Regions from separate parts of the Homo sapiens genome. Here region 1 is linked to region 2. A link is an interaction called in ENCODE POLR2A ChIA-PET data of the cell type or tissue named here. Cell type or tissue: IMR-90. All regions are shown on one strand.

Region 1 (4,000 bases), 280 kb after region 2:
CGATATGCGTAAAAAACTAGGAATGCAGACTTAGGTAATTAAAATATACCAATTCCCAAATAATCCATAATAACTGTTGCCCTTGGGAGAAGAAAGATAATTATATTGGGAGGAGGTGCTGGCAATGTTTTATTTCTTGATGTGGGTGGTGGTTACACAGGTATTTTTGCTTTATATTCATTAAGCTTTATACTCATAAATGTATATTTGATATGACTGTTTTCACATTAAAATACTTTAAAAGAAGTAGAAATTTTCTTATAAAATGTGGGTAAATATTTTAGATTCAGTTATTTCAACTATAAAATTTGGATAAAAATAATTTCATCAGTCTCCTTTTAAAAATTTGACTAAGTAAAATATTCATGACACTACATTTTTGTTTAAACATAGTGCTATTTCAATCTGTATTTATTCCCATATGTTGTGTCTTTATTCTCCAGATTGATACATTGGTTTGTCCTTTTTAACCAAGTATTTTATACATTCTCATTAATTATACAAAAATTTGGACTTGAAGCTATACTATAAAATAACAACTGTGATAAATATTATCTTAGCACGGTGCAAACAGATGATCTCATTTTTTTGAATTTTTCATTAAAAAAATTTTTTTTCATTTGATACAGATAGTCGTGCAAGCACTGCAGTGTTCCCATTATTCGATTCTTTGGCAGTTGGTGAAAATTACTGATGGCTCTCCTTCCAAAGTAAGTAAGAGTTTCTGTAGGCAGAAGGGTTATTACTGAAATAATAACCTTGCTTAACTATTTAATAATTTACTATTATCAGTTATTGTATAATATAAATTATTGTAATATTTAATAAAATATATGACTATTACCAGTTCTTGGTTTATCTTATGAGTAAGTATACATTTACCTCTTTGGGAAGAGCCAAAATCTTCAAGCAAAAGACACATAGTTATGTGTGTGTATATATATGTACACACACACACGGATTAAAACTTCTTATATAAAATCACTGTAGTAGACACAAGAGCTCTGATAGGTAACATGCTATTAAAAAGAATAACATTGAGGCCGTGCACGGTGGCTTACGCCTATAATCCCAGCACTTTGGGAGGCCGAGGTAGGCAGATCACTTGAGGTCAGGAGTTCAAGACCAGCCTGGCCAATATGGTGAAACTCCATCTCTACTAAGAATACAAAAATTAGCTGGGCATGGTGATGCACACCTGTAGTCCCAGCTACTTGGGAGGCTGAAGCAGGAGAATCACTTGAACCCGGGAGGTAGAGGTTGCAGTGAGCTCAGATCACGCCACTGCTCTCCAGCCTGAGCGACAGAGTGAGACTCTTGTCTGAAAAAAAAAAAAATACAAAAATTAGCCGGGTGTGGTGTTGGGTGCCTGTAATCCCAGCTACTGAGGAGGCTGAGGCAGGAGAATCGCTTGAACCCAGGAGGCAGAGGTTGCAGTGAGCCAAGATCGCGCCATTGTACTCCAGCCTGGGCAACAAGAGCAAAACTCCATCTCAAAAAAAAGAATAACATCATTGAAAGATAGTAGTATGATACCTAGAGACACAAAGTGAACAACCCTCTTGAAGTTAAAAACAACTTAAAATGTTGGGTAAATTTTTTTTTTTTGAATTTTAATGTATCCATGACCATGCAAAACAAAGAAAAATGTGGGCTAGGGATTAAATGAAAAAAAGTAAGATCAAGAAAGCCAAAAAGAGCACTGAAGCCTGCTTTACCTTGAGGATGTTTCTCAAGGTCCATCCAGGATAGAATGTCTCATAGGTGGCCACATCTCCCAGATAATTTTGGGATCCTAATGACCTGCTCTTACCACAGGGGTGAACTAGAAATAAACGCACTCCAGTTTCCTTCAGGGGCTGGGGGATTATAAGGAAAAGAGTCTGTCTTAAAATTTGTCATTGATTAAAATGGGGAAAAATAAATCTCCCATGAAAGTTTATGACTTAGCTTTTGCATAGGTTTTCACCTGAATTCATACTATTTTGATGGTAAAAAAAAAAGAAAGAAAAAAAGTTGAGATTTTGATTAAGTGTTCTATAATGGTGGTAATCCCCAACCACCTAACAGAATCAAATCTAAATATCTTCTGAAGGAACTTGCCTTAAAGAATTTTCCACAAGTAAAACCTTAAGCAAAATGAGCTCACAGCAAAAATATCACTCATGAAAACAACCATGAAGAGAATCAGACAAAAAATACTTCACATTGGAATTATCTGACACAAATATAAATGTTTCAGTTATTTCATGTAATGAGAGGCCTGAACATGACTAAGAAGTAAACATTTGATAAAGAACCAAATAAAGATATTAGTATGTTTGTGTATCTCCTCTTAACAAAACAAGCTGTTTAACCAGTAAAGATGAGTAATGCATTTGCATATAGAACAAACAGCTTGATATGGAGTGTTATTTTTTCAGAGTAAGAATTTTTTTTCCTTTCTGAGTAACAATTTGAGGATCTCTGCATTTAGAAAGTAGTAGGATTTTTAAATTCTTTTTCATTAGAAGAATGGTAATATATTGGTTAGCCTCTTGGTTTTTCTCTTTTATTAATAATTTCAGTCTTGAAAAACAAAAATAACAGTTAACCTTTTATTAGTAATGAAAGCCACTTTAAAACTGTGTTACAGCCTGGTGCGGTGGCTCGCGCCTGTAATCCCAGCACTTTGGGAGGCCGAGGCGGGCAGATCACAAGGTCAAGAGTTCGAGACCAGCCTGGCCAATATGGTGAAACCCTGTCTCTACTAAAAATACAAAAATTAGCTGGGTGTGGTGGCAGGCGCCTGTAGTCCCAGCTGCTTGGGAGGCTGAGGCAGAAGAATCGCTTGAACTCGGGAGGCGGAGGTTGCAGTGAGCCAAGATCATGCCACTGCACTCCAGCCTGGGCGATAGAGCGAGACTGTCTCCAAAAAAAAAAAAAAAAAAAAAAAAAAGGCCAGGCGCGGTGGCTCACGCCTGTAATCCCAACACTTTGGGAGGCCGAGGTGGGCGGATCACAAGGTCAGGAGATCGAGACCATCCTGGCTAACACAGTAGTGAAACCCTGTCAATACTAAAAATACAAAAAAATTAGCCGGGCGTGGTGGCAGGCGCCTGTAGTCCCAGCTACTCAGGAGGCTGAGGCAGGAGAATGGCCGGAGCCCAGGAAGTGGAGCTTGAAGTGAGCGGAGAGATCGCGTGGCTGCACCCCCGCCTGGGCGACAGAGCGAGACTCTGTCTCAAAAAAAAAAAAAAAAAAAAAAAACTGTGTTACACTGGGCCTGGCGGCTCACGCCTGTAATCGTAGCACTTTGGGAGACCAAGGTGGGCGGATCACCTGAGGTCAGGAATTCCAGAACAGCCTGGCTAACGTGATGAAACCCTGTCTCTACTAAAAATACAAAGTTAGCTGGGCATCATGGCGCACATCTGTAATTCCAGTTACTTGGAGGCTGAAGTACGAGAATCGCTTGAACCTGGGAGCTAGAGGTTGCAGTGAGCCAAGATCTTGCCACTGCATTCCAGCCTGGGTGACAGAGCGAGCCTCTTGTCTTTTTTTGAAATGTTATTTAATATAGTAAAGTCAAAGGAGATTGAATTTATATATTAAAATTTGATAGGAAGGGTTTAATGATTTTACACAATTGCTTTTATTCTCACCCTTCTGATTGAGTTTTAGATAGTTTTTCCCACAGACGTCATTTTTGTTGAGTTACTTGCATTTTGGCTAAATATTGATTATTGCATTTAGCAAATTTAGAATATGTTATTCCGTAAAAATTCAGCATAATTGATAGTTAATTCCTCCTTGTAAATCTATTAATAATTTAAATTTTGTCTTTTTTTTAATTGAGATGGAGTCTCACTCTGTCACCTAGGCTGGAGGAGTGCAGTGGTGCAATCTTGACTCACTGCAACCTCTACCTCCCGGGTTCAAGTGATTCTCCTGCCTCAGCCTCCAGGGTAGCTGGGATTACAGGCGCATGCCACCATGCCCGGGTTTTTTGTATTTTTAG
Region 2 (4,000 bases):
CATGTTATGTATATACTGCATTTTTATCCATTTATCCGTTAGTAGACACTTGGGTTGCTTCTGCCTTTTGGCTATTGTGAATGATGCTACTGTGAACATGGGTGTATAAATATCTCTTGGAGAGCCTTCTTTTAAATCTTTTGGGTATATATTCAGCAGTGGAATTGCTGGATCATTGGTGCCTTCTTTAATGTCTTTTGGCAACATTTATAGTTTTCAGTGTTTAAGTCTTTTGCCTTTTTCAGTAAGTTTATTCCGAGGTATTTTATTTCTTTTCATGGTATTGTAAATGGAATTCTTTTCTTAATTTCATTTTCAAATTGTTTAAAAGTGTATCAAAATGTAAATTTTTGGTAATTTTTGTATCCTGCAACTTCACTGAATTTATTGGTTATAAAAAGTGTTTTTTTCGTGTGACATATTTAGTTCTCTTTCTCACCTCTCTGTCCATATGTGTATATATATATATATATTTTATTTTTTTTTTAATTTTGTGAAACAGAGTCCCACTCTGTTGCCCAGGCTGGAATGTAGTGGCATGATCTTGGCTCACTGCAACCTCTGCCTTCCGGGTTCAAGTGAACCTCCTGTTTCAGCCTTCGGAGTAGCTGGGATTACAGACACCCACCACCACGCCTGGCTAATTTTTGTATTTTTAGTAGAGACAGGGTTTCACCATGTTTCCCAGGCTGATCTTGAACTTAGGTGATCCACCCACCTCAGCCTCCCAAAGTGCTGGTATTACAGGCATGAGTTTTCGGTATATATATTTTAGAGAAATCTGTAGATTTCTTATATTTTCACATGTAAGATCATGTCTTCTGCAAATAGAGATAGTTTTATTTCTTTTTTTTAAAATTTGGATGTTTTTTATTTCATTTTCCTGCCTAGTTGTTCTGGCTAGGACTTCCAGCACCATGTTGAATAGAAAGGGTGACTGTGGCCATCCTTGCCCTCTTTCAGGTCATAGAGGAAAAGATTTTTATCTTTAAACATTGAGTATGATATTAGCTGTGCGTATTTCATATGCCACCTTTGTTATATTGAAAAAATTTCCTTTATTACTAATTTGCTGATTGTTTTTATCATGCAAGGCTTTTGAATTTTGTCATTTTTTTTCCTGCATTGAGATGATCATGTGACTCCCTCCCTTTCTGTTAATGTAGTGTATTGATTTTCATACGTTGGATCATCCTTTCATTTTATTAATGAATGTCATTTGGTTATGGTTTATAGTCTTTTTAATATGAGGTTGAGTTCAGTTTGCTAGTGTTTTGTTTAATCTTGAAACATTTGAAAAATGAAGTTATCTTTTTTAAAAAAATGTAATGCCAATTTTTGCTGTAAATGGCAGTGGCTGTGTTCATTTTATAGATACTTTATATAGCCTGGTATTTCAGCTCTTATTTATAACCTCATGCCTTGTATACTACCTTGTTTGGATTGTGCCTGAGTTAAGGGAGTGTATTTTTCCCCCAAGGCTACAGGCAGATTGATCATATAAGGAAGGCTTAATTTCACATATCAAAGCTGTTCATTTAAATCGTTCAATTAAATATTTGTGATTAATACAGTTTTCAATTCTAATATAAAGATTCATATTCTTCAATTAGGGCATAGGTAAATTGCTTTTTGTAGCTTTCTGAAATGTAATTCACAGATTGATTATATTCTCCTCAGTGAATTTTGATACTTTATGTGTACAGTCAGCCCTGCATATCATATACATAACTTCGTACATGGGTTCTATATCTGTGGATTCAGCCAACTGTGGGTAGAAAATATTTTGGGGAAAAAAGAATGGTTCTGTCTGTACTGCATGTGTATAGACTTTTTCTTATTTCCTAAACAATACAACAATTATTAATATAGCATTTATGTTTTATTAGGTATCATAAGAAATTTTAAAAGGTTGCAAGAATGATTTTAAAATATATGGACAGATGTTTGTAGGATATATGCAAATACTACATCATTTTATATAAGGCACTTGAGCATCTGTGGATTTTAGTATTCACAAGGGTGGGGTGGGGGTGGGGTCCTGGAACCAATCCCCCATGGATATTGAGGAATGACTGTATATATAAATGTATACTTTTATACGTATATAGGTATATGTAATATATATATTTCTTTATATATATATTTACCACTAGTTATAATTTTTTTGTGTTATTCAATGGTTACTTTAGGTTTCTTTATCTTGTTATGTGTAAGTGTAAATCTTTCATCCTTATCTTGGACAAAATTTATATCTTGATGTATCTGCTTAAAATTAAAAATATTTTATTTATAATTTTACATGAAATAATAAATGAGGATTTATCACTCATGCCATTGTTTTTGACTTGGTTTTCAACTTTCCTTCCCGTTGTATCCCTTCCCTAATCCCTGCCCCTGTGCCTCCCAAAAATTCTTGTAAATAGTATTACGTATTACTCCATTTTACTGTATTACTAAAAATGTTACTCTTTTTCTCTCTACTCATACAATCTTTTAGTTATGTGTATTTTTACTTATATAGGCCTTTATGTGAAGATTTTTAAAAAAGGGATTGTTTTGCACACTTTTCTGTAACTTGCTTTTTCACTAATAACAGCTTGGAGGGAATTCCCCCACCTAAGGTATAGCTCTAGTTTATTATTTTCTTTTTTTATTTGAGACAGGGTCTCGCTCTGATGCCCAGGTTGGAGTGCAGTGGCACGATCTTGGCTCACTGCAACCTCTGCCTCCTGGGTTCAAGTGATTCTCATGCCTCAGACTCCTGAGTAGCTGGGATTACAGGCGTGCACGGCTAATTTTTGTATTTTTAGTAGAGACAGGTTTCGCCATGTTGGCCAGACTGTAGTTTATTATTTTCATGGCTGTATAATGAATGCTTCATGTTGTGTTGTATAAAATTTATTTAGCCATTCCCACATTTATGGGAATATATTTTATTTCTAGTTCTTTCTCATTTTAAATAATGTTGTATCTTTGAATATATGTCCTGACTTCATGATGCTTTTATTTATTTCTGAGACAGAGTCTCACTCTGTCGCTCAGGCTGGAGTGCAGTGGTGCAATCTCGGGTCACTGCAACCTCCGCCTCCCAGGATCTAGCAATTCTCATGCCTCAGCCACCTGAGTAGCTGGAATTACAGGCGTGCACCACCATGCCCGGCTGATTTTTTTTTTTTTTTTTTTTTTTTAAGACGGAGTCTTGCTCTTTCGCCCAGGCCAGACTGCAGTGGCACTATCTCGGCTCACTGCAAGCTCCGCCTTGTGGGTTCATGCCATTCTCCTGCATCAGCCTCCCGAGTAGCTGGGACTACAGGCGCCCACCACCGCGCCCGGCTAATTTTTTTGTCTTTTTAGTACAGACGGGGTTTCACTGTGTTATCCAGGATGGTCTCGATCTCCTGACCTCATGATCCGCCCGCCTGGGCCTCCCAAAGTGCTGGGATTACAGGCGTGAGCCACCGCACCCGGCCCATGCTGGGCTAATTTTTGTATTTTTTTTTGTAGAGATGTGGTTTCACCATGTTGGACAGGCTGGTCTCGAACTCCTGACCTCAAGGAACCCATCCGCCTCGGCCTCCCAAAGTGGTGGGATTACAGGCATGAGCCACCGTGCCTGGCCCATGCTGCTTTTATTTCTGTGGGATAGATTTCCAGGAGTAAAATTGCTGGGTTAAAGGATTTCTATATTTTTTGTTTCACTTGATGTTGCCAAATTGCTTTCCACAAAAATTTGCCACCAGCAATGTTGGAGAATTCTTTCTCCTACATCCTTGCCAGCAGTAGGGCTGTAACTTTTTAAGTTTGCCAGCCCAATAGGTGTAACATTATGTCTCCTAGTTTCTGTTACTTTGAATTTCTTGGGCAGGCATAAGTTTGAACATCTTTTTTATGTTTGTAGACATTTGTTTTTTTTTTTTTTTGTGAAGTATTTTTGATATTCTTTGTTGAAATAAAATTTGCCCTGCTCTCCCCACTGCCAGGTAGCTAGTACTACAGC

Evidence for each region. Peaks named below come from ENCODE experiments on the same cell type or tissue, not always from the same donor. Only the 100,000 strongest peaks of a DNase experiment are listed, where the experiment ranks them.
Region 1: POLR2A ChIA-PET joins it to region 2 with 6 read pairs; 2 of 35 experiments call an interaction of 5 or more read pairs at or near these places.

What each region holds. Positions count from the first base shown.
Region 1 is chr3:136,395,459-136,399,458 of GRCh38, reverse strand. STAG1 (STAG1 cohesin complex component) reads left to right here. Exons shown (of 34, transcript NM_005862.3): 22 at 630-710. Among named protein-coding and RNA genes, the nearest start is that of PCCB, 150 kb to the right of the region's middle. In IMR-90, no CTCF peak of the experiment used is centred here; a DNase peak (open chromatin) is centred at 2,288; H3K27ac peaks cover 1,507 bases.
Region 2 is chr3:136,678,920-136,682,919 of GRCh38, reverse strand. All of the region lies in intron 1 of STAG1 (STAG1 cohesin complex component), which reads left to right. Among named protein-coding and RNA genes, the nearest start is that of STAG1, 71 kb to the left of the region's middle. In IMR-90, no CTCF peak of the experiment used is centred here; no DNase peak of the experiment used is centred here.